2 separate regions of the Homo sapiens genome follow, and region 2 is linked to region 1. A link is a loop called in an ENCODE intact Hi-C map of the cell type or tissue named here. Cell type or tissue: PC-3. All regions are shown on one strand. Each heading gives the region's core, and the rest is flanking DNA. Links, peaks and the distances in the headings are about the cores only. Region 1 overlaps UBE2E2 (ubiquitin conjugating enzyme E2 E2). Region 2 overlaps UBE2E2 (ubiquitin conjugating enzyme E2 E2).

Region 1 (15,877 bases), core at 3,998-8,997:
CTTAAATCAGTCGGTCAAGTATTCTTCAATAAGGCCAAAACAGCCAATGTTCCTCTAGCACTGCAACAGATCACTCACTGTTCATTCGGCTGAATAACAGATGAAGTAGCTGACTAAGTTTAGGAAAGACTAAAAATCACTGTCAGGGAAGGGAGCTATTCACACTATGAAATGCAATCAAGAACTAAAAGGACTTCTTCCATCTCTCACTCAGGGACACACATTCACTGATCAGAATAAAAGGAATGGCTGAATGACTCTCACTTGCACTCTTAAATTATATTTCTCAAGTATGTTCTCTCCTTTTCGTAAAGAAGACTATACATAGTTGAATTTACAGAAATTAACTAAAGTGAAATGCATGTGATCTAACGCTTCCACTAAAAATTCTAAAGGCGGTTCTAATGCCATACAAATTTAATGTTTATATTTTATTGTGCTGAATGTTCTAAATTCTCAACATTCCACTTAGCTAGCAGAACTCAGTTTTTTGTGGAACAATTTAAAAATTCCACCTGATCGCCTAACTTTTCCTTCAGTCAAGGATTATAGTAGAGAATTAAGGTGCAGTCTCAGGGAAATGACAGAGAAATTCCTCTCCTACATATGAGAAGGTGTGGAACACCAGTGAGGATGTGGGTTAATTCTGGCCATGTTGTCTAAGGAGTGTTCCCACATTCAAAAACAATCAGATGTCTGTCGTGAAGACAACAACCTGATCAAATCATCTACAGAAATGTGTGAAGCTGAAGTACATCAGGACACTAATTGCTTTTTTGATGGAAGAAAAAATGTACTCGACTACAAAAAAGATGGGCATCATGATCTACACTTTTGCAATAGTGAAAAATGAGGACGAAATTGATTAGAATTGGGAATTGGAGACAAAAATGCACTTGGCTTGGTATACGCAACGGACTTTCTAAAGCTTTATGCTAATCAGAATTTTTACATGGTAATATTATCGTTCTTTTAAACTGCAAAGTCTAAAGACTTTTATAACTCAGTCTTTAGAGTTGCTATCTGAATCAAAATGGAGAACCACAAATGAATTTGCAAATGACTTTGTACAAGCTAGTCTCTTTAATAAAAGGGGGAGGGGAGGAAGAAGGAGTAAATGCCAGAATTATTTCATAAGCAATTTCTGGGGTAGAGTGGCAGTGGAAAGTGCCTTTGCAAATGAGCCTCCAAATTCAGGCTACTGTCAAAGAAATGCCTTTCATTGTACTTTGTTGAAGAATTCTGCCTGTTTAGGTCCAAATACTCCTACTTAAAAAATAATACCTCACACCTGTAATCCCAGCACTTTGGGAGGCCAAGGCAGACAGATCACCTGAGGTTGAGAGTTTGAGACCAGCCTGACCAATATGGAGAAACCCCGTCCTACTGAAAATACAAAAATTAGCCAGGCTTGGTGGCGGGCACCTGTAATCCCAGCTACTCAGGAGGCTGAGGCAGGAGAATCGCTTGTACGCGGGAGGCAGAGGTTCTGGTGAGCCGAGATCATGCCATTGCACTCCAGCCTGGTGACAGAGCGAGACTCCGTCTCAAAAAAAAAAAAAAAATACACTCAGAGACTAAATAATATGTAACTAGGTTATTTTCTGATTCAGATATCAGATAATAAAAAATAAGACAATACAGTACCAGAACAATATGAAACCAACCTAGTTTTACATTAATATTTGAGTATTAATTAATAAATTGGAATAAAAAGAGAATAAATAAATTCTTTTACTTTTTTTATTATTTAGGAACTGGCTTTCTGAAGAAAATCAAAAAAGAATAAAAAGCCCAGAAAGGCACTTTGGGAGCTGAGGCAGGAGGACTGCTTGGGTCTAGGATTTCAAGACCAACGTGGGCAACATAACAAGACTCTGTCTCTACAATAAAAAACGTTTTTAAATTAGCTGAGCATATTAACACACACATGTAGCCCAAGCTACTAGGGAGGCTGAGGCAAGAAGAACCCTTGAGCTCAGGAGACCAGCCTGGCCACACAGCATGACTCCGTCTCTATTTTTTTCTTTTTAAGTCCAGAAAGTCTACATTGTGGTTTTTAATTTACTTAATAAATAACCAAATACCTACTATATGCCAGGCAATGATCCACATGCTTTGTCATAATTCTTGGGGAAGACACACATATTCCACTGTGGTTTTTCAATAGAACAAAAGACTTATAAAATGTTTCATTTTTAACCGATAATAACCAGGTACTACTCAAAGCTCAAAATATCTTTACTGGTCAGGTGCAGTGGCTATAAGCCCAGCACTCTGGGAGGCTGAGGCAGGAGGACTGTTTGAGCCCAGGAATTTAACAACAGTTTGGTCGACATGGAAAGGCCCCCATCTCTACAAAAAATTTTAAAAAAATTAGCCAGGCATGGCCGGGCACAGTGGCTCATGCCTGTAATCCCAGAACTTTGGGAGGCTGAGGTGGGCGGATCATGAGGTCAGGAGATCAAGACCATCCTGGCCAACATACTGAAACCCCGTGTCTACTAAAAATACAAAAAAAAAAAAAAAAAAAAATTAGCCAGGCATGGTGGCGGGCGCCTGTAGTCCCAGCTACTCAGGAGGCTGAGGCAGGTCAATGGCGTGAACCTGGGAGGCGGAGCTTGCAGTGAGCCGAGATTGCGCCACTGCACTCCAGCCTGGGCGACAGAGCGAGACTCCATCTCGAAAAAAAAAAAAAAATTAGCCACGCATGGTGGCATACACCTGTAGTCCCAACTACTTGGGAGGCTGAGGTGGAAGGATCACTTGAGCCCCACTTGAGCCCAGGATGTGGAGGCTTCGGCGAGCCATGATCACACCACTGCATGCCAGCTTGGGTGATAGAACAAGACTAGCTCATATATATTTATTGACTGGATGCCAATAAATATAAATATTGATTATTTTCAACAACTTATGGGTAGCTATTCACCTGAAGTCTCCTGCTTCTCCTTTTTAAATGTGTTATTTTACTTATCATTTTATCCACCTACTTATCCATTAAGTGTTCAACCTCAGGTCAAATAATTGGTGGGAGGATAAAAGATGTATGTGTGTAAATATGCAAAACACAGTTTATGAACTCAAAGAGGCATGGTTTTTCTTCATTTTACAAAGGTCAAGAGGAAACAAAACCAATTATTTGGTAGACCTCATAAAAGGTTTAAGATGCTAAGATAACAGATATGATGGTGCCCTTTAAAACTGTAAAATTCTACTCTAATATATTATTACTAAACAAAATTGGCTTATTACTTTGATGGCTTCAATTATTCATGCTATTACTATGGATATCAAAGGTCCCTTACTACCTGAATAAATTTAAGATCTAAATACGGCCTGTGATATTTTATTAAGTTTAGTTGTAGTATTTAAATAAAGATATCCAATATTTTGTGTCAATTCAGTCAATTTGAAAGAATTATATCCTTTAAGGGTTTCCATTCATTTATAATGATTTAATAGAAAGAAAATAAGATTTACAGTTAGGATTTGAATTTTGGCTTTGTATGACCTTCAACAATGTAAACTCTCTGAGATTCAGTCACCCCAACTATAAAATGAGGGTGATGTGAAATTTAAATAAATGAGAATATGACAATATTCAGCATAATGTTTACCACATATGAGAACTCAATATTTTCTTTGCATCTTCTTTCAAACATTGTAAAACTTATCAATTATATACCCTCTTTTATCAGACAGTAAGTGCTCTATGGAGTTTTTTCCTATGACCCTCCCATTTTTATGTAAATGGTTACAATCTCAACATCTTTCCACTATCTCATCTTTTTTGTATCTCCACAGTACCTAAAATATTGGTTAATGACATTTACTAGACCGTAATAAGCCCAAAGGATATTCTCATTTCTAAATGTATTTACATAAGAAGAAAATAAGGAGTATCTGAAATCAGGACCTTCCCAGAAAATGTGGGATGAACAAAGCTCTAAATCAGCTGCATGGTATTAACCCGACTGCAAATTTTTATTCTATAATTAAATAAATCATTGCAATTTATCACTGTTCTTCAGATCTGATTCAGCAGTAATACAATTTGTACCTTGGAGTCTTACCTAACACTATTCATTTGTATAAAAGAGCTCAAAGTATTTCAGAACCAAAGTATACAAAACATTTCTCCAATACAATCATTCATCCAAGCAAAGTTTCCATTATTTTCTTATAAAAATGCAACAGAAATAGCAATTAAAATTACACATTTTCATTCCTATTATCTGAAAAATGTAAGCATGTGCTTACAAATTCAAGAACCACCCAATAAAGGCATTATTACAATTGGCCAGCCTCACACATTGCTATGTTATTTACTAATCTTCTCTGTACGTTTTCCTCTTTGAAGCATTGTTCTAGTACTCAGCTATAATAAACAAACCTTGTATAGTTAATTATGTTGCTGTACTAACAATAAAAAGTTGGCCCTCTTCCACTTTGACTGTAAAAATCTTCATTAAGGAGGCTAAAGCACACAAATACAGAAAAGTCAACTGCATGAAGACATACATAACCTGCTAAAAGAATGTGTATTACAAAATGGAATGCACATAAAGCTAGACACTAATCTATCTTTATATATAAATAATGTATGCAAATATGAATCTGCAAACATATGGTGACAACATAATTATAAAAGATCATTTAGTCTTTCTTGGTTAAAATTCTCACATAAGGCATATGCAGCTTAAAAGTTTCTCCTAAGTATGTTTCTTTTTAAACCTAAACTTTTTTTTAATTTCCTCATTTAATAGTTGATTCTTTTTTTTTTTCCAAATGAAATGCAGGGTACATTTTTCTTCCTATAAAATCACCCTTAATTGATATTCTTCCTATAAAATCACCTTAATTGATATCATAATAAGAGACTAAAAACTGTACAGGTTTTTTTAAACCTTCATGATTGGACAAGGGAAAAATCATCATGGCTGTGCCACTGATATGGAGTGGCAACTAAAACTCCCGAGTGTGAAAATGAATAAATACACAGGTAAAAGAACGATCCTAAGGCATCATAATTTTAATATAAAATGTAAAATGTTCTCTGAATTGACATTAGGTGGAACAAACTCTGCTGCTTCCTACTATACTTAAATATTTTAAAGAGGACTACATAGAAAAATTTCATTATTAAAACTTTAAGGCCAAAAAAAAAAAAAGAAATACTATTTGTAGACAAGTGATTTCAGATTTTTAAAATACCACAAAGGTATTCAGAAGTTCAGTTAATCTAACCAACGCTTGAGAAAAAGGCTGTAAACTTGCCAAAATGATTATGGCTGAACAGTAGAATTATTTTTTGCTGAGCCACAAAACTGTACTATTCTTAACAATAAATGATTTTCTTAAAGCCATTAATCTAAAACGAATATATGTTGTTCTTTAGAGAAAACTCAGAACATCAAATACAAAATAAAATGATCAGAAAGAAGCAGAAAGGGAAGCGGGCCATAAAATGTAGGGTAAAGGGCCCAGGATCTGAGAGGTCTGAGGGGAACACTGAGGCTCAGAGATTGAATGTATTTAGAAAAACAAAATGCTATTCTCTGCCATTACAGAACTGCTGGGAGCATAAAAGATGAAGCATGAGACCTGCTACCTCATAAGTGCCTAACAAATAATGGTATTAGTAGTAGTATTGTTTGTCCATATTGCTGGCTCTAGTGCAGCAGGTGAATAGTGCTTAACAAAAAAACAAACTAGGATGGCGTCCTTTGGAGATTTTCTTTGTAGTTTCCTTTAACTTCAATAGTTATTTGATCATCTTATATTTCTATTCAGTGATAACTATTTTCTTTTCTTTTCTTTTCTTTTTTTTTTTTGAAACAGCGTCTCACTCTGTCGCCCAGGCTGGAGTGCAGTGGCATGATCTCAGCTCACTGCAACCTCCGCCTCCCAGGTTCAAGCAATTCTCCTGCCTCAGCCTCCCAAGTAGCTGGGATCACAGGCATAAGCCAACACACCCACCTAAGTTTTGTGTTTTTAGTAGAGACAGGGTTTCACCATGTTGGCCAGGCAGGTCTCGAACTCCTGACCTCAGGTGATCCTCCCGCCTCAGCCTCCCAAATGGCAGGGATTACAGGTGTGAGCCACTGCGCCTGGCCGATAACTATTTTCAAGCAAAGCAATTATGGCATGTTATAAGAAATTTGGGGATTTTAACTGTTTATTTACCCAATTTACTAACTTAATGCCACCTTAATGGCAATAATTAGATTTTTCTCAGCAGAAAGACTGTTAGTAGAATGTACTCCTTCACTTTTCAATATAACAATTAACCTGATATCCATCTGCAAAGTGCTCCATACTGTCAACAGAATAAAATGACCATCATCTAAATCCTACAGATTCTGGTAAAATGGTGAAAGCTTTTATTCCTGTGACATTTGAATTCTTAGAAGCAAAGAAGATTGTAGAAACAATTTAAAACATATTTCCATAAATTTAACAAATAGTCTTTCTGTTTCAATGTATATTTTGGCTTTGTGGACTGCTCATGACTATACTGGGGGGGCGGGGGGCGGGGAAAAAAAACAAACAAGATAAAAGGATGTGACTCACACCTCACCTGAAGAACAAAGTTCTATGCAACAGATTACTACTATACAGCAGACCTTTATTTGTATGAGAATCATATTCAATCATACTAAAAACAACTTTAAAAACCATCAGACTTGGCCAGGCTTGATGATTCATGCCTATAATCCCAGTGCTTTGGGAGGTCAAAGCAGGAGGATCATTTGGGAGGTCAAGGCAGGAGGTCATGAGTTTCAAGACCAGCCTGGGCAACACAGCAAGACTCCATCTCTACAAAAAAATAAAAATAAAAATTTAGCTAGGTGTGTTAGCCCAATCCTGTAGTCTCAGCTACTTGAGAGGCTGAGGCAGCAGGATAGCTTGAGCACAAAAGATACAGGTTGCAGTGAGCTATGATCATGCCACTGAGCTCCAGCCTGGGTGAAAGTAAGACCTTGTCTCTATATTAAGACAAGAAACAAAAACATCAGGCTTGGGGAGAGGTATAAATGATAGGGAAGATGTGGCAGGCTTCTGAGGAGTGGTAATAATGTTATGTTGCCAATAAATATCAATGAAGTGCAATTTATTGAACATTTACTACGTTCCAGGCACTTTTCAAACTGTAAGTGTCTTTCAGATATTCACATTCTAATGGGAGGGAATACACAACACAGTTAATCATAAGAAACTGATAGAAGTAAATGTTAGGAGGTGTTAACTCCTACGGAAAGAAAAAGCGGAGTAAAAATAATTGGGTGTATTGAGGTAGGGTGATCAGGGTTAGCCTCACCGAGATGACATTTGAGGAAATAGCCAGTGCAGAGACCCTAAGATGGAAGCATGTCTGGCACATTTGAGGGACAGGGAAGAGGCCAGCGTAGCGGCAGCAGAGTGATCAAGAGAATAAGCAATAAGGTCAGAGAGACAAAGGGGGCCCTGATCACTCTCAAAGGCCATTGTAATGGGAACACAAGGAGTAATATGATCTCACTTTCATGTTTAAAAGATCATTCTGGCTGTCATATTAAGAATAGACTATATAGAAGGAAGGATGGAAGAAGGGAGACCTGTTGGGAGGGTGTGGCAATAACTCAAGCAAGATATGAAGACGGCTTGGACCATAATAGTAACAATGGAGAAAGTGGGAAGTGATTAGACTCTAGATGTATTCTGAAGGTAGGACAAAAACGATTTGATGACAGAATGAACGTAGAGTGAGAGAGAAAAAGGAATCAATGACTCCTAAATGGAAAGACAGATTTGCTATTAACTGAAATGAAAAAGACTGGGTGAAGCAGATTTGGGAGGGGAAGCAGAAGTTGTTTTGGACTTGTTGAAGTGCCTATTAAATATTCATATGGGGCAATGAGTAAACAGTTATCCACAGAAGCTAAATTTTAAATGAGAAGATTTTACAGACAGCCTAAGAAAAATAAAATTTAAATAAAATTAAACCTTAAGTGTTAATATATAAGTAGCTAATCAATATAATAAATTTTCACCGTTATTAACCTTCATTTAGCACATCTATGAAATGCTCCATCATTAAAGGTCACAACACTACAAAAGAAAAAAAGTTACTGCATACACTCTAATGGATTAATAATTTTGACCCAAGTTACTGGGTATGTGGACAAAAAGAGAAAATACTTAAGCTATCCAGTAATCTTAATCACAGCTCAACAATACAAAGGGCTTAATTCATCCCTATATTCAATGTATAATCGTAGAAGTGAAAATGCCAAGAGATCCTATCAGATTTCATCTGCAGCTTTCACTGCAGACACAGTGAGCTTTGCAGGTTCATAATGGCATAAACAGTGTGGCTGTGTGCCACAGACACAAAGATACCTCATGGCAGATTTTCTCCCTAAACCAAATAACTTGGTTGTTACTATTTATTAAGAATAATATGATAAAACCAGAACTGAGTATTGATAGTAAAAGCACACTGCCATGCAGCTACACATTGTCATAAAGTATTACCCAAGTTAGCTGTTTATTTGGTAAGTGTTTGAACAATTTACCACATAGGAAAAAAAATTTCATTGGGTAATCCACTAGTATAGCTCCAGAACAGTATGAAACAAAACTTAATTAAGCCCTGTAAGCAATGCTAAGCTAAAGAAATAAAATTTAGAAAAACAAGTAAAATTGGGCGAAAGGAAGGACTGTCCTTATTCTCTGGAATAAATGAGAAAGCGTAGTTACCAGCTAATAAAATGTGAATGGTGAATGTTTACCCAATTATCCTAACCTTAAATAATAAGCAGTAAGGTATAAAGGGATATTATTGAGATGCCTATTCTCCCAGTCTATAATAGTTCCAAACTTTAACCAGGCTCCTTTATGATCCATAAAAAAGTTATACCCCAGGACAAGGCTGGCATCATGTGGCAGAGCCCTACATGCCTCAAAACTTACTTGAAACTAGGTAGAAACAGAAATTACACTTTAAAAGAGGAATAAATCATACTAAGCAAAAGCTGACTGATCTGCTTTCCTACTCCTTTTCAAAGAATTCATTCTGTAATTCTGTACATCAAGAGGATAAAACTGTCCTTTCTACTCAAAGTCCAAATCATCAAGCAAAGGATGGAAAAACAGCATATCTTTTAGAACCTCTTCTGCTCTATCACCCAACAGACTTAGCACAGTGCCTGGCTTATGTAATACTCAATGTTTGCTAAATCTGAACTTCATCTGATCTCATCTCTCCCCCTTATTTCACCTTCTTCTTTAATGGAATCTCTTAAACCTCCCAACCTCCACTCAATTATTTGCCTAGCCTTTTTTATTATAAAACTAAATGCTTTAATTATGTTAAGTGAAAGACACCAGATATAAAAGGCCACACCTTGTATGATTCCATTTATACAAAATGCCCAGAATAGACAAATCCATAGAGACAGAAAGTCGATTCGTGGTTGCCAGAAGCTGGGGGGGAGGGGGGAATGGAGAATGCTAATGGATGTGGGGTTCCTTTCTAGGATGATGAAAATGTTTTGGAAGTAATGACAGTGACAGTTGCACAACGTTGTGAGTACACTAGAAACTACTGAATTGCATAATTTAAAAGAGTGAATTGTATGGTATTTAAATTATATCTCAATTTTTTTAAATGGGCAGCCTGAAGTCCTTCTTAGGGCATGAGACAAGAGTCCTATTACCTCGATAACTTAGTAGTTCCATAATTGATCACTATATTACGGTATCATAACTGAGGTTGAGAATGAGGTCCTAAACTAATAAGAAAATGTTAAACTCATACTGTTTCAAAGAAGAGGGAAATATAAAACTACTTAGAAACAAATTTTATCTCACATAAATTAAATTTAGGAACCTGAAGGTATACATTTCAGTTACTCAACAAATTCACGCATGTTCCAAAAAGGCATGACTGGATAAATTTTCCATCTTATAGAAAACTATCTTCTTTCTCCGGCTAGAGGTTGAACATTCCTAATCTGAAAAGCTGAAATCTGAAATGCTCCAAAATCAAAAACTTTCAGCACTGACATGATGCCACAAGTGGGAAACTCCACACCTAACCCCATGTGGCAGGTCCCAGTCAGATCGCAGGCACACAATACACAGTTTATTCAGCGTCCCCATGGGAGAAATAAAACTACCTTCAGGCTATGTGTATAAGGTGTGTAAGAAACATAAATGCATTTCATGTTTAGACTTAGGCCACATCCTGAAGATCGCTCATTATGAATATGCAAATATTCCAAAATTCAAATTCTGAAATCCAAAAGGCTTTTGGTCCCAAGCATCTCAGGTAAGAGATACTCAACCTGTACTTTATTAATCCTATATACTAGCTTTTAAAAAACAGCCTTTACTGATGATGGTTTCTTAAGGGGAAAATCCCACCCAACCTAACTAGTTCAACTCTCAAAGTTTTGTTCCTTTTAACTGCTACCACAGGCATGGCCTCTCCCGAACAATGTAACATTATATAACTCTTTACATTTGCACAATGCTTTAGTGTTCTAGAAGCTTTCATATACATGATCATGTATGATCCTACAAGGCAGGTGGAGTAAATCTGGTAAAGGAATGGTACTTGCTCAATTTCACAGTGGCGGATCTTGTGACAAAACTCAGGTTTTGACACTAAGGAGATGAAAGTGCTCAGCAGGCTTTTAGTGAATAAATGAACAAGACTACTAGATGAATTATCTTACTACTATACCACACTTCCTTCTATATGCTTTCCAATATTTTTCTCTAACTATTTCAAGGGAACCAGGCTTTTTTCAACAATAAAGATTATAAACTAAAGTCAAGAGGCCATATCTCATATTTATTCCAGGTCCCCACAGTTCTGAGTACTTGTGGATGGAATGATTAAAATGTCAACCTGTGAGTCCTGAATGTATTTATGGTTGTTGAGCTGCATCATCAAAAAAGACAAACTAAAGCGGAAAACACTAAAAAAAAATTTCCCCTCAAGAGTTTGTATAAGACTTTAAAACAAAATTTAAGCCCACGTTCTGAAGAAATATTAACAAATGAATTAAGACCCTGTTAGAAATTGCATTGTAAAGCATATTTTTTGGTTTAAGTAAGGCCTTATACATTTCAAAAGCTATTATTCTCCTAAACTATTGATGGTGGCAGGCCCAGCAAAGACGTAAGACCTCTACAATTCGCCTACCTGTAAGAATGAAGCAAAAGTGCCTCATACTAAGTATAATTAATGTAAAAAAATTAAAGATTTCATTTTAAGAAAAAAATGTTTTCACCAATAAACACAACCCCAATTAATGAGTGTTGTATACATGAAAAATGAATTATTTAATTTAATAATAAAAGAGTCCATGTGATCTCCAAGTGAATTTTCTAGTCATCTTCCTTTTACTAATACCAGCCCAGCTGATGAGGCTTCTACAAACAGATGAAAGGGAAAATCTTTATTAAGAGATACTGACAACCAAGCAATCTAGGGTCACACACAAGTAACAAGATACTTATATGTATGCTTACCATTTTAGAGAAAAATAAGACATGCAGAAGTTATCTGCCTTAGTAACTACATAAAAATATTTGTCTATTACATGAAACATATTAAGAAGATAATGAATAATACATTATATGCCTTCACCATTCCCAAAACAAATGAAGAAAAGAAATGCACGCAAGCCTTATAAACAGCAACAACAGCATCAACAACTAACAATTTTTGAGCCCTTATATGCCAGGCACTACTCTGAGTGCTTTACATGTATTAACTCATATAATCCTCACACAACCCCATGTGGTTTTACAGATGAAGGAACTGAGGCACTGAGAAGGTATGTAACTAACCAAGAGGCTATGTATACGTAGTCTAGCCAGTCTCTCCAAAAGAAACCACCGTGTAATACTGCCTCTAACTCAATGTAACAGGTCCCACGGGTGCGCTGGGAAGAGAAAATTACAGAATGGAAGCAGTATTTGAGCGAAGCCTTGAAGAGCAAATGAAAGAGAGAGACAAAGGACCATGCTGGTGCACATGTGTAGGAGAAGGTTTTCCATCTCTGCTACTACTATTTGGCCTCTGCACACACAAGACACAGGCAGAAGTCATGAAGAGATAGAGAGACAGGCGGTCCACACATCCACAGGAAATGTTTAAGAGTACACTTAGGCCAACGCTGGCTTTGAGGGTAGTCTTTCCTGTTCTCCAGATGTAACATTTCTGACAGCTTTCTCAACGGCAAAAATGAAGAAGAATATATGTCGACCACACTTAATTATGTGTTCCAGAGATGGGAGCTAGACACATGTAAACTGACATGCTACCAGCAATAACTTCTTCTCCTGTGAGAAATAATCTATAGTAAGAGAAAGGCAATAAATAATGATACACACTGAACAGCTATGTTCAGTCCACAGGCCAAAAAAAAAAAAAAAAGGACCTAAGAATCCTCAAAAGCATTTTTAAGTCCCAAAGCCTGACTGGACAACATTCAGACGAACAGAACTCTGCTTCTCTAAGGGAAAGCCTTCCCTCCTGAGCCCAATTATGGAGTCTGGTTGAGTAGGTAATATGAATAATCTTGCAAAATTACTGAAGAAATTACTCTTGAAATCTCAATGCCACTAAATAGTCTTTATTTACTTATTACTTTCCCGGTGAAGAAAGTAATTACAACTTTATTCTACTTTCGTATTCACTTGAAAATTTCATTAATTATTAATTTTAGATGTACTCACTAAGAACAGGGGACTCTCTTTTTCTCTCAACTTCATGGAAACCTCTCTCCTGGTTTTCCTCCTACCCCCTAGATGGCAAACTCCTTAGGACTCCTCTGCTAGCTGCTAGTTCACCCATTTCTGAATGTTACGAGGGCTTGGTTTTGAGTATTACTGTCTGTCTATATTCTTTCCACACACAAATTCATCATTTCCTACAGATTTAAATATTTCTTTGATGACAATTCAAATTGATATTTCCAGCTCTCCACTGAGCTCCAAACTCATGTTCAACTGCCTACTTGACATCTCCATTTGGATGTCTCAGACATTTCAGAATTAACACATCCAAAACAGAACTCTTGATCCTGTCCATCAAACCACTTATCTCCCAGAAATCTTCCCCATCTCAAAACAGGCACCACCATTTCCCCAACAGACTCAAACCCAACCCCATGATTTCTTTCTCTGTTCTAACAGTCCCCCTAACTCTGCCATTTACCCATCAGCAAATCCTGTCCACCTGCCTTCAAAAAACATACTTCAAATGACCCTCTTTCTATCTCCACTGCTACTGCCATAATCTATAACACCATCCTCTCTCACCTGATGACTGTCAGCATCTACTCTTTTACCCACCTCCAATCTAGCAACCAGACTGATCTTAATAAAAGCCAAACTCTGCTTGATTTGGCCACAACCTCATTCTGCCACCTCATCTTGTACAACAGCATTCCCCTGCCCACTCCCCACTCCCCCTCAATCCAGCCACACCAGACTTCTTCCAGCTAGCTCCCTGAACATCAGAGCTATCTGCTTTCGAGCTTCAGCACATGCAGTTTGTAATACTAATGGTCCCCCACACCTTATGTACCTAACAACTTTTTGCTCTCAATTAAGATTTCACCTCCTTAGAAAAGCTTTCTCAACCCAAAATAAAACTAGAACCCCACACTAAAACTCATCCCTGGTTTTCTTCATAGCAATTATGATGTCTGTTTACTTCCCCAGCTCATCATAAAGGCAATTTTTCTGTTTTGTTTTGTTTTTAAACAAGTTCCAGTCTGTCTTCACAGCTAAAACATAAGCTCTACAAAGGCTGGAGATGCCTTCCATCTTGTTCATAATTGCATCCCCAGTATACAGCACAGTGCTGATCACATATTGGCCCTTAGAAAATATTTAATGTTAAATGAATGTTAACCTCAAAATGTATCTTAGCTTATCTCATTTCACTTAACCTAGTAGGAGATATTTTCTGAACACATCAGCGCCTGACATTCTTTCAAAAATATAATTTTATCTGCTATTTCCCAGGCCCCCAATACCATTTTGAACCTATCCACAGATTTCCCTATTAATTTCTGACTAGCTGCTTTATCAAACATGGAGACTATTCTTAACCTGTGACAAACTCTTACCGCTTAACAACATGATAACATGTATCCAACCCTAATTCAAGCTTAACTCTAATAAACACTTAGAAAGAGACATTTATTCTAAGCCATTAGAGATTAGTACAGCAAGAGACTGCCCCCTACCTCCTTCCCAAGCCTCCAAAAGACTATGGAGCATCAATCCCAACCACCCCCACTGTATCTAACTTATAAAGTCAATGCTGTCAACACGTAAATATCGATTTAAGCCTACCTAATCTCTTACCTAGGAAAGTGTGCTTACTAAAATGCAGGCTCTATTTTCTAAATTAATCAAAACTCTCCAGCTGGATTCCCAGCTGATGGGGCTGACCATGGAGGAGCTGAAGGTCAATGAGTGAATTTGAATGTATGTGTCCAACTGAACATCAATCTCTGACTACCTTCCACACAGAAAACTAAAGATCTGCTCAACCAAAATTTACCAAAATCTCTAAAGTCCAGTCAGGAGTCCCCAGCTGGCTGATTACAAAGCTGCACTCAGTTTGGTCATGTCCCACTCCAAACACCTCACTTCTCAAAATGATGGCAAACTGGAGAATAAAAAAAGAAAGAAAAAAAAAAAAGGGCACAGAGAATGATGACAGAAACCATGTGCAACACTCTTTCTCTGTACAGAGATTTTGTCAGCAACCAGTTCACCAACCCACACCCAAGTAAGCTCAAAAATCATGAGATCTGTTTAACAGCTTTTCCCCCTGACCTCAAAGTTAAGATACATCTGGCCAATACATAATTTGAAGAAGGAAAAAAAATCAATTTAGGATAATTGACATTTGATAATTTTGATAAATATTTACCAAACATTTTATAACACTTATATTTACACATTTGATAGAAGCTATTTAAACCCTGAATTTAGTATTTCAAACACTCTGTCCATTATAATATATTCAAAATACCATCTGTGATTCATATCCCATGAATATGTAGTTTTTTAAATACTACATATTTTCACCTTATACTACATAGTAAACTATTAATTTCCCATTAATGCAGATAATCAAGAACTGAGTAAGTCTGCTACTTAAATATTGGAGGCTACTTCTAATGTTCTCTTTGGGGTCCATTTTACCTTTTAGGCAAAACTTATAATGAGGTTCTTTTGTTATTATAATATTAATAACTAAAGCCACTTGGAGATCATCCAAGCCATGTGGGTAGTCCCAGAAGTGCCTTATAACCAAATTTAGAGTAAAATGCATAAGGTTTTGTTCCAATGTTTAGGATATCATCCAAAAAACAAAGTGTCTATTATATAAACTCTAAAAATTTCCAAAGGGTTTTACATTAATGCAACAAAACAGTAAACTGAATTCCTTTGTTCACCCCCTCTTAAAATGCAAATTTATCTATTCTATTCCACCCACTTCAGATCTCAGGGGTTTGCAAAGTAGGACCATAACACTGTTTAATATCATTTATGAACCGTGCTATTACAGAGCATTTACTGAAGTGATGTACAACAGCTTTGATAAGAATGCAAATATTTTACCTTAAACTAAAAAGACTGATACTATTCCTGTCCAATCCTGCCCCACCTTAGTCAAGGGAGCCTGATTCTCAAACTCTTACAGTCCTACTTTCTCACATTTTCTAAACCATCTCACTTTTCCCCTACAGGCTCAGGCTATTGCCAACTCCCTCACTCCACTGCACCCCTACAGTCTCCCTTACTCACCAACTAACCAGCCACCTAGAATCCAAAGACTGCAAATGCA
Region 2 (15,877 bases), core at 6,509-11,508, 90 kb before region 1:
TTAGAATACAGTTTATGCAGATAAGAGTAGCTGTGGGAGACACAGTTTTAAAATGCTACCTTTAATTTCTGTTCACAGCTGTCAGCTGGATAAGATGCTCAAATGCAGACCCTAAACCTAAGCTTACCTACACTCAAACCTTTAGCTTGTGGTCTTGAAGATTCTAGGTGAAGACACAACTAGAAAAACATATACTGTATTTATAACTACCAGAGTTCATATGTCCAAAATGAGACCTACAATGCCCTCAAGTAGAATCTCAATAGTGTGGCTTTGGGTAAATTTATCTAATTATACTTCAGTTTCTTCATCCACACAATGTGGATAAGATGAGTACTTAAACAACTGTAAAGATTAAATGAGTTAATGGGTTCCTGTCTGGCATACAGGAAGTGCTCTATAAAAGTTCATCATTGTTACTATAAGGAACATCACCACCAATAAGATAATTTGTTGCTTCCCAGTCTGCTCTTTAGGTCTGTAGTCTTACCTCCAATATTTAATGCTGCAGTTGGGTGAAAAAAATAGACTTTTAGGCTATTAGCAAGACTTACACCTTTTCAATGCAAGGCTCCTGATTCTGTGAGCATAAACTTCTTGGAACCATGGTCTGCATTTCAAAAGAAACATTCATCATTTTTGTGGCAAAGATCATTTGATGTACTCACTTATATAAGCAGAATTTCTAAGGAATCTAAAACTCTCCCACTGGTGTTGGTGCCTCATTCCTGGTGGGGGGAGTACGAAAACAAAGTGTAGGAATTGAGGAAACACAACAGAAGGATGAAAGTATATTGCTTGAATAGAAGGCAAAGAAATGGTTTATATACCGACTTTAAAGATCCTACTTAACATGACCATCCTTTTCACATGTTTCTGACTTTCAGTATTTCAGAGTTAACAAACACACCTATTGCTCCCAGCATTCAGTCTTCCCTGTTTTGACTGACTTACAGGCTACATCAGGAAATTTATTTCTAATGCAGTCCAAGAAGGGTTTCCAGGGCTAAAGATTTCTTTTTTCTTGTTTTAAAATAATTCCCACTATGGACCCACTCAGCATCTTTTTCTTTAAAAAAATTAAATGGTTTTCACGTGTCTTTTTAGAATGTCTCTGTTTAACATTTTAAAACATGTATTTTAGTGTAGTTAAGCACATTTATTTAAAGGATTAGGTGTGACTGTGTGCTTCATAATGGCAACCTGTAATTATTTTTATAATCATCAACTGTTCAGATTTCATATTTATATTTTCCAGAGCATGACAGGCACTTGCTTCACAAGAAGAAAAAAATATAGTGCATAGTAGATGCAAATTATTTTTCCTCACTTTTCCATAACCAATTTATAAATACTCTGTATTTTAGCTAAAAATTTAATGTAAATAAATGTTAAAAACTGTGCATTCTGAAAACATGATTATCAAACAGGCAAAAAGAAAAAATTTTAAAGAGTAATGGCTCTTTACAATTCAGTAGAATATATACATCTTTTATTCATTACAGTATTGTGGGAAAATCTGGAGCCTGACATACAGACACAGGTTAAAATGTCACCTCCAATATAGGTTAACTACGTAGGTCCTGGCAAAACAGTTAAGCTTCTAGGCTTCAGCTTATCCATGTATTAAATGGGAGTTAACAACTGAAAATTCACAGTATTATCCAAATATTTAAAGACTTTAAATGTTTTCCCTCTTTTCATCCTAACTCTTTTTCTCTAAATATTTCAGTATTTCCCGTTATTCCTGACAATTAAAAATAAACTAAAACAAACATAAAATTAATCACTCTGACTACTTTGATTATTTTAAATCAGGTTAAAATGAATCCATTTCTAGAAGTGCAATTACTGTATTTCAAGAAAATATTTTAAAGACACATCTTGCTAACACAATAAAAATACATCTGTTCCCAAGACAATGTTTAAGAGAATGGGAAGATTTAAAAAAAAATCCTCAAGTGAAGTAAATACTCAGGAATCAAAATTTAAACATAACATAATTATAAAGTCAAATTTAATAAAACCAACCCCACCATATCATCTCCTCTTCCCTTCATTAAATTAAAGAAAACATTTAACTAGGGTCTCTAAGTTTTTGTAATTTTTTAATTCTTAATCTTGAAATAATTTCAGACTTTACAAAGCATTACACAAAGAATTCCCATATCCCTTTCACCCAGCTTCCCCAAACATTAACATCTTATATAACCACAGTACAATTATCTAAATCAGGAAACTAATACTGATATTATTCTATTAACTGATCTATAAACCTTATTCAAATTTTGTTAATTGTCCTACTAATATCTTCCTTCTAGTCCAGTGTTTGATCCAAATACCACACTGCATTTAGTTATCAGATCTCTTTGGTTTCCTTTAATCTGGCACAGTTGCTTAGTTCATATTTCATAATCTTGACACTTTCTAAAAATCTAGTCAATAATTTGTAGCATGGCCCTCAATTTGGGTTTGATGTTTTCTATGATTAAATTCAGGATATGCATTTTGTCAAGAATACCACAAAAGTAATGTTGTGTCGTTCTCAGTACATCATATCAGAAAATGCATGATATCCATGTCTCATTATTAGTATGTCTACTTTGATTAGTTGGTTAAGAAGATGTCCATTTTCTCCACTGTAAGGTTACTATGATTCCTTTATAATTATAGTAAATATCTTTTAGTGAGATCTTTTTGTGACTGTAAATATCCTGTTTATAACCATCTTACATTGTCCACTAACTGTTCTCACCTAAAACAATTATTACTGTAGTGTTTCTTTTCAAATGGTAATTTCCTATATCAATGACTCTTCATTTACTAATTGGAATTCCATGGCAAGAAAGTGTGTTCCTTTCTCCCGTTTGAATTTACTTAATTATATCTGGATACCACTTTTTATTTTATGGGTTATGGCCCATTATTATAGTGCTCAAAGTGTCCCTAATTTGGCCACTGAGAGCTCCTTAGAGTTGGCTCATACATTCTTTTGACATGCTCCCATCATTTTTTGAACATTTTGCCACTTTCATCCTGTACTTCCCCAGTCCCAGTCCCAGTCCCCAATTCAGTTTTTCCAAGGAACTCTGGTTCCTTTTATTGGTGCCTGGCACTTAAACCCAAGATCTGGTACTGGGTGTATTGACTGGAGCTATGATGTCACTGCTTCTAGGCCCTCTCATGAACAGAAGTAAGAAATATATAAGGCATACATGTACACATACACATATATGCAACCTTCTCTTTATCTCCATTCATTCATACTGATATCTCAAATTCTAATCCAAGGTTCATTATAGATTCCCCTTTACCTTATTTCTAGCTCTTTTTTTCTGATGTTAAAAAAATTAACTCTTAATATCCACCACATATTTAGTTGCTTAATCTTAAACTACACATAAAGTTGTTTCAGAATTGCTAACTCACCTAAATTTTGTCAAGTTTTTAATGAGCCAGTTAGACTGCACATTTTGATCATAAAATGCACAAATAACATGCCCACCCACACAAATACAACCACTGGAAGTGTACCAACAAATACTTCCAGTTTTACCCATCTTGGTGATAGCAACACCAGGAAGAAATCTTAAGTAATCTTTTCTCATGGTTTGCAAGTCTTGTTTATTATACTTCCCAGGTAGCTCTCAGACTGCCCACTTTTCTCCCTCAAGGTACCACATCTTTCAGTCAAGTTGCCGCCACAGCCTTTGGTCATCTCCCCACATCCAATTTTGCTTCCCTCCAATCTCCAGGGGCTTAGCCTTTAAATAGACAAACTAATCACTCTACTTTCACTCATTTTGATGGCTTTCTCTATATGTCAGATAAAGTCTAAAATCCTCAGCGTAGCCTAAAATACACTGCATGATCTAACTCCTACCAATCTTTATAGCTTCAAGTCACTCAATATTCTCTACATTCCACCTATATTAACCTTTTTGAATTCTTCTTTCATACTCCAGTTCTTGCACATACTGTTCCCACTAAACTATAAGTACTCCTTCTCCCTACATCCCCGCCTTAGTCCTGCTAACTCTTATATATCATTCAAGTCTTCACTTAAATATTATTCCTCAGTAAAGTTGTCCCTGAACTCCCAGTCTGGGTTAGACTCCTATGTGAAATCGTCCTAAAGCACACAGCATCTCTCAATGACAATTTGTGCTAAACTCATCTGTAATTCATCAAGTAGGCCTTCCCAGCTAGATTATCAATTCCTTAAGGACAAGGACTTTGTATTGCACACTGTTACATCCCAGTGCTCGACACAGGGTACAGCACAGAAACAGGGCCGAATTAGTACTGAATGAATGCCTAAATGAATAAATGAACCAAAAGATATTATCGAAAATTAGCTAGATATAGTGACTGACAACTACCAGCAATACATAGAAACTACACTTTCTATAATTTTTATGGATGTGAAGACTTCTGGATCCTTTCTGCTGCATTATATTGCCTAGCTAATGCTGAAAATATAACTATAAAGTAGTAATCAGCTGAATTTTTTTTTTTTTTTTTTGAGACAGGCTCTCACTCTGTTGCCCAGGCTGGAGTGCAGTAGCATGATCTCGGCTCACTGCAATCTCTGCTTCCCAGGCTCAAGTGATCCTCTCACCTCAAGACTCCCAAGTAGCTGGGACAACAGGCATGTGCCAACACACTGGCTAATTTTTCTATTTTTTGTAGAGATGGGGTTTCATCATGTTGCCCAGACTGGTCTCAAACTCCTGAGCTGAACTGATCCACCCGCCTCAGTCTCCCAAAGTGCTGGGATTACAGGCATGCAACACCGCACCCGGCCAATCAGCCAAATTCTTATCCAGCAAATGGAGAAACACTGTTAAAACTGATTAACATAATGAGCTTATGGCCAAATTAACAGTAATAATAAAAGCCAAAACCCCAAACACACAATTAAAAAGCATAATCAACTATTTTTTTCTCAAAAGTTCATTACAGTATTGGATTTCGTTAACTATCACTTATTTTAAATCCAACTGCTTTGAGATACGCAATATCTACGTTAGCCTGCTTTATGTACTTGTTACAATTTTACATTAAAGATCATTTATGTTGGCTTAAGGACTAATGCAAGGACCAGTATGTCTAAAGGAGATGGTGATTGGAAATTTTTAGATGTTCTGTCACTGCCACTGATTCTGTATTCTCAGTTCAGCAGACCTCCTGACAAAACTTTTACTATCATGTGATTGAAGAAATAAATGGGCCTTTAAATGTACTTTGCCACTAAAGTAACTTAATTTGCCTATAGGAAATATGGGAAAGATTACGACTTTTACTCTTGCAGATACAGTATATTTTTTAGAATCAGAAGCCCATTTTATTTCTCAGAAAGTAACATGATAAGGACTATAATTCATTGCAACTGGTTTCTCCTCTCTTCCCCTTTTTCTTCCCTCCTTTTCCCCCCATTCTGGTACAATTATTATTTCCTTGCATCTCAGGAAACCTGAACCAACATATTAGGAAACTGATTATTTCAAATCAACAATAATTAAAAAATAATTTTTATTTTTAAAATGTTAAAACAATGTTCCTCTTTCACTTTTACTAGTAAGTGAAAATAAGACAGTCTTCTTCAAGAGCACAGCAGGTATCATAAAAAAATGAAATAATCTTACTTTAATCACTCATGTCTGAGAGAATGATGAACACGGTATCTGGTATTTTGAGGCACTGGGGAGGCTTACCCTACTTATTATGTTATCAGTATTTTTGAGCAAAGAGCTAAGTCAAACTGTACACCTTTTACCTTGTTCGTAGTAAGTTTTGTGACTTTTCAATTTAAAAAAATTATTCATTAAGGCTGGACGTGGTGGCTCACACCTGTAATCCCAGCACTTTGGGAGGCCAAAGTGGGAGAATCTCTTGAGCACAGGAGTTCAAGACCAGCCTGAACAACACAGTGAGACCCCATCTCTACAAAAATTTTAAAATTAGCCAGGTGAGGTGGCATATGCCTGTAGTCCCAGCTACTCAGGAGGCTGAGGTGGGATGATCACTTGAGCCCAGGAGTCCCCAGCTGCAGTGAGTGAGCCATGATAGTGCCACTGCACAACAGCTTGAGTGACAGAGTAAGACCATGTCTCTTAAAAAACCTTTTTTAAATTTCACTAAACAGTAATTACACTGCATAAAATTCAAGATGCATTAATATAGACACTGCTACAAGAAATAAGCAAATCCAAGAAATACTATAGTTTATTTTACTACCTCCGCAATCTACCCCCGAAAATGCCTTATATGTCTGTGATTTAGTCAAAATAAATACTTGTCTTTATTTAAATCTATAGAAAGGAAGGGCAGAAATGAACTACGCCAATGAAAGCCAGGGTCAGTCTCCCCATATTTTTATTTTTTCTTCGTCTTTACCATATCAGCTTCTTTAATTTTTACCCCCATCAGAATTGACCAGCACTAATAAAATGATGGTAATATTCCTTTCTCTTCTAACTCCAAGGATTCACCAAATATTTAAGGAAATATATTTGAGACCCACAAAATAACCCATTTGAAAGCACAGCAAAAGAAGAATTAAGATGCCTGGAAATCTATACAACTGGAAAATAAATCATTTTATTTAGGAATGGTACTCATTTATGTGCATATTTAATGTGATATCTGCCAGAGCTTTTAAGGCTCAAAAGTTTCCTTTCTCTCAAATTTTCACAAAATGGAAATTTCAATTGCATCATAAATGTAAAGATCTTTATAGACCAAGAAAAAAAATAGCTGAATTTCAAACAGAACAGACAGCTATTCTGGATAATTCACATATCAATAGCTGATCAATATAAGATCAATCTGAATCATATAGCTAACTGCCTTTTTCCAAAGCCTGTGGCTGAATGTGCTCCTGCCCAGAAAAATACATTAGAAGGTCTGCCCTGGAGGCATGAAAAGCATCACCTTAGCAAAAGGAAAAACATAATACAGTTGATCTTTCATCAGTACCAAAATATGCTAGTACAGCTTACTGAATGTTTGCTATTATTTTCTTGTTTGCATTCTTATTCAAAACATACCTTTTTATCCAAAAGTCATTCTAGATTATTTAAAATAAACTTCGAAATTATAGTTATAATTTCTTCACTTACTATGTTTTATTTTGGAATTTCTGGTCATTAAAAAATGGTGAAATATAAATATACTAGCCTCTTTTTGTACACTAAAATCTTTTCCTATGAGTAGGTACCACCAATACGCAGTTGTAGGACGTTTACACACCAACGGCTGTGCCCCATCAATAGTGATGGAGAAAGAGATCTCGAGGGCTTAGAAGACAAAGACAAAGAGATTTCTTGAAAGTCTTCTCATAATCTCAAAAAAAAAATACAATAAATCATCCCCAAAGTACTAGTAAGTTTTACTAGAATAAAGTAGATGAGGAAACCTTTAAATCTCTTTTTAAAAGAAAAATCAGTACAGACTATTTTATTACTACGAGGTTTTGCCATTACTTTTAATGGCAAAAACCACAATTACTTTTGCACCAACCTAATAAAATATGTCTTGTTACTAGATATGAGAGTGCATATTTCAATTTAAGATAAGTTTTGAGTAAGGATAGAAACTGCTTCTTTTCTAAATAATACAAAGAATCAAATTAATGTTGATCTTTCTGTGAGGACAAAATGCATCAACAACTGAAACTTTTAATTTAACAATAATACAATTGAAAGAACATGAGATCTTAAGTTCTATGATCTGAACTTGAGTATCAGATTCTAGTATTTACTAGTCTGTTATCTTAGGCTAGTTACCTAACCTTTACAAAGCTTGATTTATTCATGTTATGTGGAGGTGATGACTAATATATCTCTCATAAATACATTCAGACATATATCAGATATATCTCTCAGATATATTCATGTCCTTTAATACTCAGAAGCAAATATTTTCTACACTGCGAACTACTACGAGATACTACTGCTCCTACTATTACTAACAATAATACACAAGATTATAAATACTGTCAAATTATTTTAACACTGTCATTCATCATTCTCTTGTAATGGAAACAAATGAAGGCTAGGAAAGCTTTGTAGGGTCTTAATTTTTTCTCTTGCAGGTGAAAAAAACTGAGTCAAATAGGCATGGCAGGCAATTTTGTGGCAGAAAATCTGTCTCCTAGGAGTACAAAAGGTTTAGGGGGAGTTGGGGAGGAAAACCTGTCCCTGAGGTTCTCCCTCCCTACTGCTGATATGAAACATCAAAATGTCTTTTAGTCCTAATAACTCTGTTTCTCTTAAAGAAAAAAATAACCAAGGCTAGTCACTGAAATGTCCTATAACTTATTCTCTCAGTCTTTTATAGCCTTCGAAAGAGACATAGATAAATATCATATTTGATGAACACTGGGTATGAAATTTAAGAAACATTTAAATTGAAAAAGAACCCTTTCTTCAAAGCTCTAGAAGCTCAGGACTCTCTGCATTTGACATGCCTCCATGATCCCCTGGAACACAGTTTGAAAACCACTAGTCTCAGAGAGCCTTGCAGGGCATTAGGTATTTCAGATTAAGGCTGAAATTATGATCTATTAAAGAACAGAACCAATATAGAGATATCAGTGGGACCTGCAGATGAGGGAGAGTAATACATCACCAATGTCATACTTTTCCTAGTAATTTTCACAAATCTCTGCTTCAAAATAGAGGCTTTTATCACCTGTAAAACGAAACGTATAGCTGTATTTTCCAGGGCTAACAGCCATGCACACCTGTCATCACTTTTTAGAAGTGTCAAGGGAGTCTTATAAAGTGCTGGGTTTCTTTTAAATTATCAAAATGATTTCAAGTCTTAGTGACACACATTTGGTTGGCATCTAGAAGTGATTTCCCAGGTAACTAAATACTACTCCTTTTCTCAAACAAAAACATCACCTGATAAATTTCCTAGAGAGATATCCATAGCTGCACACACACACACACACACACACACACACACACACACACACACACCCCACTGGCTGCCAGGAAGCTCAAAGCTAAAATTTGTGTTCAAATGCACCAATTTCCTTAGCCCAGTTTTCTGTCACAATTATTTTCTTTCGTTACATAAATCCTATTAACTTTTCTTTCTTCAAAATCTTATTACATACAGTTTTTAAATTTTAAAGTCACATGCTTTTAAATGTTTTTCCCCAGTGATTTATCTTTATTTTAATAATTGCCATGTATGCATTTGTTTTTCAGAAGTGGCAAGATGCCCAGGTACAATGGCTCATGCTTGTGGGGGTTGAGGCAGGTGGACTGCTTGAGCCCAGGAGTTCAAGACCATCCTGGGCAACATCATGAAGCCCCATCTCTACTAAAAATACAAAAATTAGCCAGGCATAATGGCACAGCACTTGTAGTCCCAGCTACTCAGGAGGATGAGGTAGGAGGATCGATGCCCAGGAGGTCGAGGCTGCAGCGATCCGACATCATGCCACTCTGTACTCTTGCCTGGGCGACCGAAACCCCATCTCAAAAAGAAAAAAAAGTGGAAAGATATAAATAATAAAGCACTGAATATACAAAATATACAGCAATAGCATTAATACAAATTATTCCACAATATTCCTTTACATACTTTAAAATTTTTTAAATCAATTATTTCAGATCCGTATTAAGGTAAAGAAGCATAGGACTTTAGAAGTAAAAAGGCCATGCAAAATTATCCAGTCCAACTTCATCTTTTAAAAAAAATTTTAAAATTAGTTGCATTAAATTCTTGTCTTTCTGCTGTCATTTACTAAGCAACTAGACAAGTATACACAAATGACCAAATGTTCCTTTAGAAATGTAAGCTAAATCATGTGACTACTCTGTTCAAAACCCTTAGTGATTTCTCATCTCACATAAACCAAAGTCTTTACCATATCCTACGGGATTCATCATGGCTCAATCCCCTACTTCCTCTCTCTCATCTCCTCCCACTCTTTCCATGGCTCACTCCTCTCCAGTCACTCTAATCTCCCACTGGTCCCTCTAACATGTCAGCATGCCCTTTTCTACCTCAGACACTCTTCTACCAGACAAATTAGCACACCTTGTCCCCTCCTCACCATCTTATGGTCTTTGTGTCACTTTGTCAGAGAGGTCTTCTCTGATCACCCTATCTGAAATCACCACCTTACCCCCCTCCCTGCCCCCATCCATTGACAGCTATCTCTCTGCTCTCTTCCCAGCTTGACTTTGCTCCAAAGTATTTATTACATTTTGACATATGATATAGTTTATTTGTTCATTTTCTTCTTCCTCCACTACAATGTAAACTCCAGGTTGGCAGTACTTTGTTTTCTTTGTTTGGTTCATTACTATCTCTCTGGCACCTAAACAATGCACCTAAACCTGGCACCTATCAGGTACTGAACAAATATCTGTTTAATGACTTAAAGACTGACTTATTGAATCAAGCTGTTTCTACTCTGCTTTGTACCAATATTCCATTTTCTACATTTTAAAAGTGTTTGTGCCACTTACCCAAACATGTATTCTGACACTAATGGAAAAAATTCAAAAGAACTTCATGAGAACATTTAAGATGTGAACTTCGCTTTGATTTACTTTTAAAATCCAAAGTAATACATAAATAGGTTGAAAGAAAATGAAGAGAAAAAGATATTCCATGCAAACATTAATTTTTTTAAAAAAGAAAAAAGCAAGAATAGTCAACTAATATATTAATTATATGCATAAACTACCTAGGTATTACAGAATCATAAAAGATAATTAGAAAAAATTAAGTAGCTTAACAGTTTCATTCTAATCTTTTTTAATAACAATAAATCCTTTCTTATATACTTTTATTAAGGAAGACTAAATATGCTCTTTGGACAAAACTAACCTCAAATGTGTTTTCTGAGCCTAGGATAGTAATTCGATCTGTTCTTAGAATGCAACTATGCAAACAAAAAGAACTGAAAAGTCTGGAGCATTTTAGAATCCTAAATTCATTCATCCCACATTTTTTCTAGTCCAATCTTGATGCATAAAGCTGCTGGACAATGAAGGGGTCATGTGAATTCTCTCCATACACCTCCAGGGAAAGCACTCTGCCTTATCCAAATTCAAGTGACTCAATTAGGGGACACCCAAATCATTCCTCCTTGTAATTCGTGTACTATTCAATATATAATGTGGACCACAGGATTCTAATCTTTCTTGTACTTATGTGTCAAAGTTTTAAAAACAGCTGTCACCTACCTCCTATAGAATAAATGTATTCTGCCAGCAACGTAGACTAAGTTTACTTTTGTAAGGATTCTTTATTTTTCAATGTTTACTTCCATACAATAAAATAAGAGAAGAGCTCTTTCAAAGTCTTTATTTCTAAAGCCTGGAAGTATGCTAATAGAGACTAATGAGTTCATGTAATTGAAAGTATTACATTTAGAGCTGTGAAAAGAGGGTACTAAGTTCAGCTCTGAAGTACATATTTACAGACCAACTTTATTTAAATTTGCTCATTAACACTTTAGTTTTAAAATAATTTCTGACTTCTGAATATTTTAGGAGGCAGTCTCCATTCTAGGAAAGCTGAGGAAAGGCTAGCTTCTCGAGTGTTTCTTTTATCCCATGCCTACTGTACTAAAATGTATGGGGTAGCATCACAGAAATAAAAATTTTTAACAAGATTCCTGTTTTTTTAAATGCACAATTAAGATCAGCAGCTTTGTTGTAAACTACCACTTAATGCAGAAGCAGGATGCTTTGTAATACTTTTTATTCTTGCCAAATACAGAACTTCTCCATTCTTCCAGAGTGGTCAAGTTTTAAGATCACTAAAATATTTTAAAAGGGAAGAGTACAAATTGTATTAATATCACAGACAGTAAAGATGGTGGGGATTTCCTGGGAAATTCCTTGTTTCCAAAGACCCATGTACGGCAACGTTCTCCAGAGAAGACCAGGAGGAATTTGCAGATAAGACTACAGCTAAGCCTTGATGGAAGACTTCCTAGCCAACAATCAGAACAACTGTGCCGCCATCCAGTGTGTGTGCCAATGGTGGCAAGCCAGTCTGAGCCACCGGCTCCAATTAGTTGTTGTATCTAATTAGCTTGCATACCAATGGAAACAATAATATTGAGAAAATTTAACAATCTCTCATCAAAGCTTAATATTTAAATTCCTTGCGTCAATTCATTTACAACCATTTGGCAGAGAATCTGCCCTTTTGCCTGCCTAAATACCAACTGTCTGCCTACTATTCTGTCTTGATACTTCGGCAAAATATAAACACTCATTTACTTTTAACTGTTTCCAGAACATTCAAAACAAACTATAAAGCGAAAATTATATATAATTTTATCCCCCACAGCAACTGATAAAATTTATTGAATGTTCACTCAGTGGACATTTCCTGATGTCCATTCTGACAGAGGGAGCCTTGCTTGTGTTAGAAACTCCATAAATATTTGCCTATTTGGTTTGCCTTTTCAAAATACTGACTTTCCCCTATAACTACAGTTTCCTATTATCAAATAAAAAATTCATGTCTGAGAATTCTCATCTTTTCACTAAACACTAAAATGTTCAACAAAAATTTTGTTACATTTTCAAGAGAAATCAATGTCTACTTTAGCAAATAAGATCCAGGGAGAAGGGGGCAAGGGCGTAAGTATTGAGTATTGTACTCAATTTAAATAGTGCATGTGCAAAAAGCCTATCGAGATTAAGGCATTTTAGGCCGGGCACGATGGCTCATGCCTGTAATCCCAGCAATTTGGGAGACCGAGGTGGGCGGATCATTTGAGGTCAGGCGTTCGAGACCAGCTTGGCCAACATGGTGAAACCCCGTCTCTACAAAAAATATAAAAATCAGCCGGGCATGGTGGCGGGCACCTGTAATCCCAGCTACTCAGGAGGCTGAGGCAGGAGAATCGCTTGAATCTAGGAGGCAGAGGTTGCAATGAGTCAAGATCGCGCCACTGCACTTAGCGTGGGCGACAGAGCGAGACTCCGTCTCAAAACAAAAAAAAAAAAAGAGAGAGAGAGATTACGGCATTTTAGCTAAATGAATCTACAGATGTGACTAAACTTACAATGGTGTTACATCCCAATAAAGCCATCATAAACTGAAAATATCCAAAGTCAAAAATGCATTTATATACCTAACCTACTAAAACATCATAGCTTTACCCTAGCCTATCTTAAACATGCTTGAATACTTACATTAGCCTACAGTTGGGCAAAATATGGCACAATCTAACACAAAGCTTATTTTAAATAAAATGTTGAACATTTCCTGTAACTCACTGAATACCACACTGAAGTACATTTTCTACTGAATGTTTATCACTTTTGCACCATCATAAAGTCAAAAAAATTTAAATCTAACCATTGTAAGTCAGGGACCAACTGTATTTTATAGATTCAAAGATGACACAGAGATAGAAGGTTCTTTTTAGAGATTATCTAATGTAATTTTTTATTTTGCAAATTAGGAAATTTGCTTGTCAAGATTACTGCATGCCTCATATTTCTTTTCTTTTTTATTGTCGCAAATTATCCAGAAATGTTGCATTGATTTTCATATTAGATCACAAAAAAAGAAAACATTTGATTTCCTCAGTATTTATATATCATGACCACTGCTCTGTTTATGGTAATAAGACAACATAAGTATACTTATTGTATACTGCATATAATATGTACAATAAGTACATAAGTTCTTATTGTATACTTATTGCAAATACTACATAATTATTAAGCGAGAAATCAGCATACTTCTATCATCCTATAATTGAGATTGACAGAAATCTAGAATGACATTTCATGAAATCAGAACCCTGAAAAACTTAATCTTCACAAACTCCTAGACAACACCAACTCCTAATTTATGCACAGAAGTTTTGTCTGAACCTCATGAGCAGGTTTACAACACTTTTTTCAGACCTGCAAAATGTTTCACCAGTCTATAAAATTTTGTCGAGCCTTTGCTTTGCAAAAGGAAAAAAGAGAACGAGTCACATACCTTCACTGAAAGAATTAGAAAAAGCAATTCCAGAATAACATCCCAAGTGACAGTCTAATACTAACTGCAGCCACAAACAAACCTGCCTATAAGAACAATAAATAATCTTTCTGTATTGGTTGATACAAGTATTTGTCCTAGTTAAAAGGCTGCTTAAGGAGTTTCATGTTAGTAAAATAGAGTAGATGATGGTGAGAGGAAAGGGGTGGTATATCAGATTCCGTATTGCAGATTAAACTTTATGTGCCATTACCATCAGAGAAATGCAAATCAAAACCACAATGAGATATCATCTCACACCAGTTAGAATGGCGATCATTAAAAAGTCAGGAAACAACAGGTGCTGGAGAGGATGTGGAGAAATAGGAACACTTTTACACTGTTGGTGGGACTGTAAACTAGTTCAACCATTGTGGAAGACAGTGTGGTGATTCCTCAAGGACCTAGAACTAGAAGTACTATTTGACCCAGCCATTCCATTACTGGGTATATATCCAAAGGATTATAAATCATGCTGCTATAAAGACATATGCACATGTATGTTTATTGCAGCACTATTCACAATAGCAAAGACTTGGAACCAACCCAAATGTCCAACAATGACAGACTGGATTAAGAAAATGTGGCACATAAACACCACGGAATACCATGCAGCCATAAAAAAGGATGAGTTCATGTCCTTTGCAGGGACATGGATGAAGCTGGAAACCATCATTCTCAGCAAACTATCGCAAGGACAGAAAACCAAACATCGCATGTTCTCACTCATAGGTAGGAATTGAACAATAAGAACACTTGGACACAGGGTGGGGAACATCCCACACCAGGGCCTGTGGTGGGGTGGGGGGAGTGGGGAGGGACAGCATTAGGAGATATACCTAATGTAAATGACGAGTTAATGGGTGCAGCGCACCAACATGGGACATGTACACATATATAACAAACCTGCACGTTGTGCACATGTACCCAAGAACTTAAAGTATAAAACAAAAACAAACAAACAAAAAACCTTTATGTGCCATTAAAAGACTTCTGGAAAATCTCAAGTCAAAACTACATACAACCTCATACTTTTTTTTGTATAGGATATGTGACATTAATCATAAATTATTTAGAAAAAGGCAAGGGACAGACACATCTTAAATGTTTCTTTTAATCTAACCAATTTAAGAACATAAAAATCTCAGCAGCTGCTCAAAGGGTTAATTCCAAAAACTCAGAAATTTTTCAAAAAATGTTTTGAAAAATCTTGAAAAGCCAGATAATTGGTACCCTTCTCTTCCTTTTTAAAAGATTACAGATGGCCAGGCACGGTGGCTCAAGCCTATAATCCCAGCACTTTGGGAGGCCAAGGCAGGCAGATCACCTGAAGTCAGTAGCTCGAGAACAGCCTGGCCAAAATGGTGAAACACCGTTTCCACTAAAAATACAAAATTAGCCAGGCTTGGTGGCAGGCGCCTGTAATCCCAGCTACTCGGGAGGCTGAGGCAAGAGAATCACTTGAACCCCAGGGGTGGAGGTTGCAGTGAGCCAAGATCGCGCCACTGCACTCCAGCCTGGGCGAGAAAGCAAGACTCCACCTCAAAAATAAATAAATAAAAATAAAAGATTACAAAGCATGTATCTACAAGAAGTCAAAATGAGACAGAAAATTATATTTGGGAGTCTCCAAGAATCAAATGGTATCCTCTACCACCTAAACATGAATTCAGAAAAAGTATCAGGTTAAAAATATTTGTTCTTTCCCCTCATTACTCACAGTGTGACTATATCACTCATCACCCAAACCACAACACTGGAAAGTGAAAAAGGGTGATATTGATAATTTTGCCAGGATAAGAGAAGTTAGGATATAAGGGCTCCCTAGTTATTTTTATAATGGTCT

What was found. A loop is a pair of places that touch in the nucleus more often than their neighbours do. Peaks named below come from ENCODE experiments on the same cell type or tissue, not always from the same donor. Only the 100,000 strongest peaks of a DNase experiment are listed, where the experiment ranks them.
Region 2: a loop joins it to region 1, with 2.4 times the contacts of the local background. A loop is called at or near these places in 1 of 110 quality-filtered maps.

Annotation. Positions count from the first base shown.
Region 1 is chr3:23,233,046-23,248,922 of GRCh38, reverse strand. The region is part of intron 3 of UBE2E2 (ubiquitin conjugating enzyme E2 E2); the gene reads right to left. Among named protein-coding and RNA genes, the nearest start is that of UBE2E2, 38 kb to the right of the region's middle. In PC-3, for the core only: no CTCF peak of the experiment used is centred there; a DNase peak (open chromatin) is centred at 6,622; H3K27ac peaks cover 1,065 bases.
Region 2 is chr3:23,325,788-23,341,664 of GRCh38, reverse strand. The region is part of intron 3 of UBE2E2 (ubiquitin conjugating enzyme E2 E2); the gene reads right to left. Among named protein-coding and RNA genes, the nearest start is that of UBE2E2, 130 kb to the right of the region's middle. In PC-3, for the core only: no CTCF peak of the experiment used is centred there; no DNase peak of the experiment used is centred there.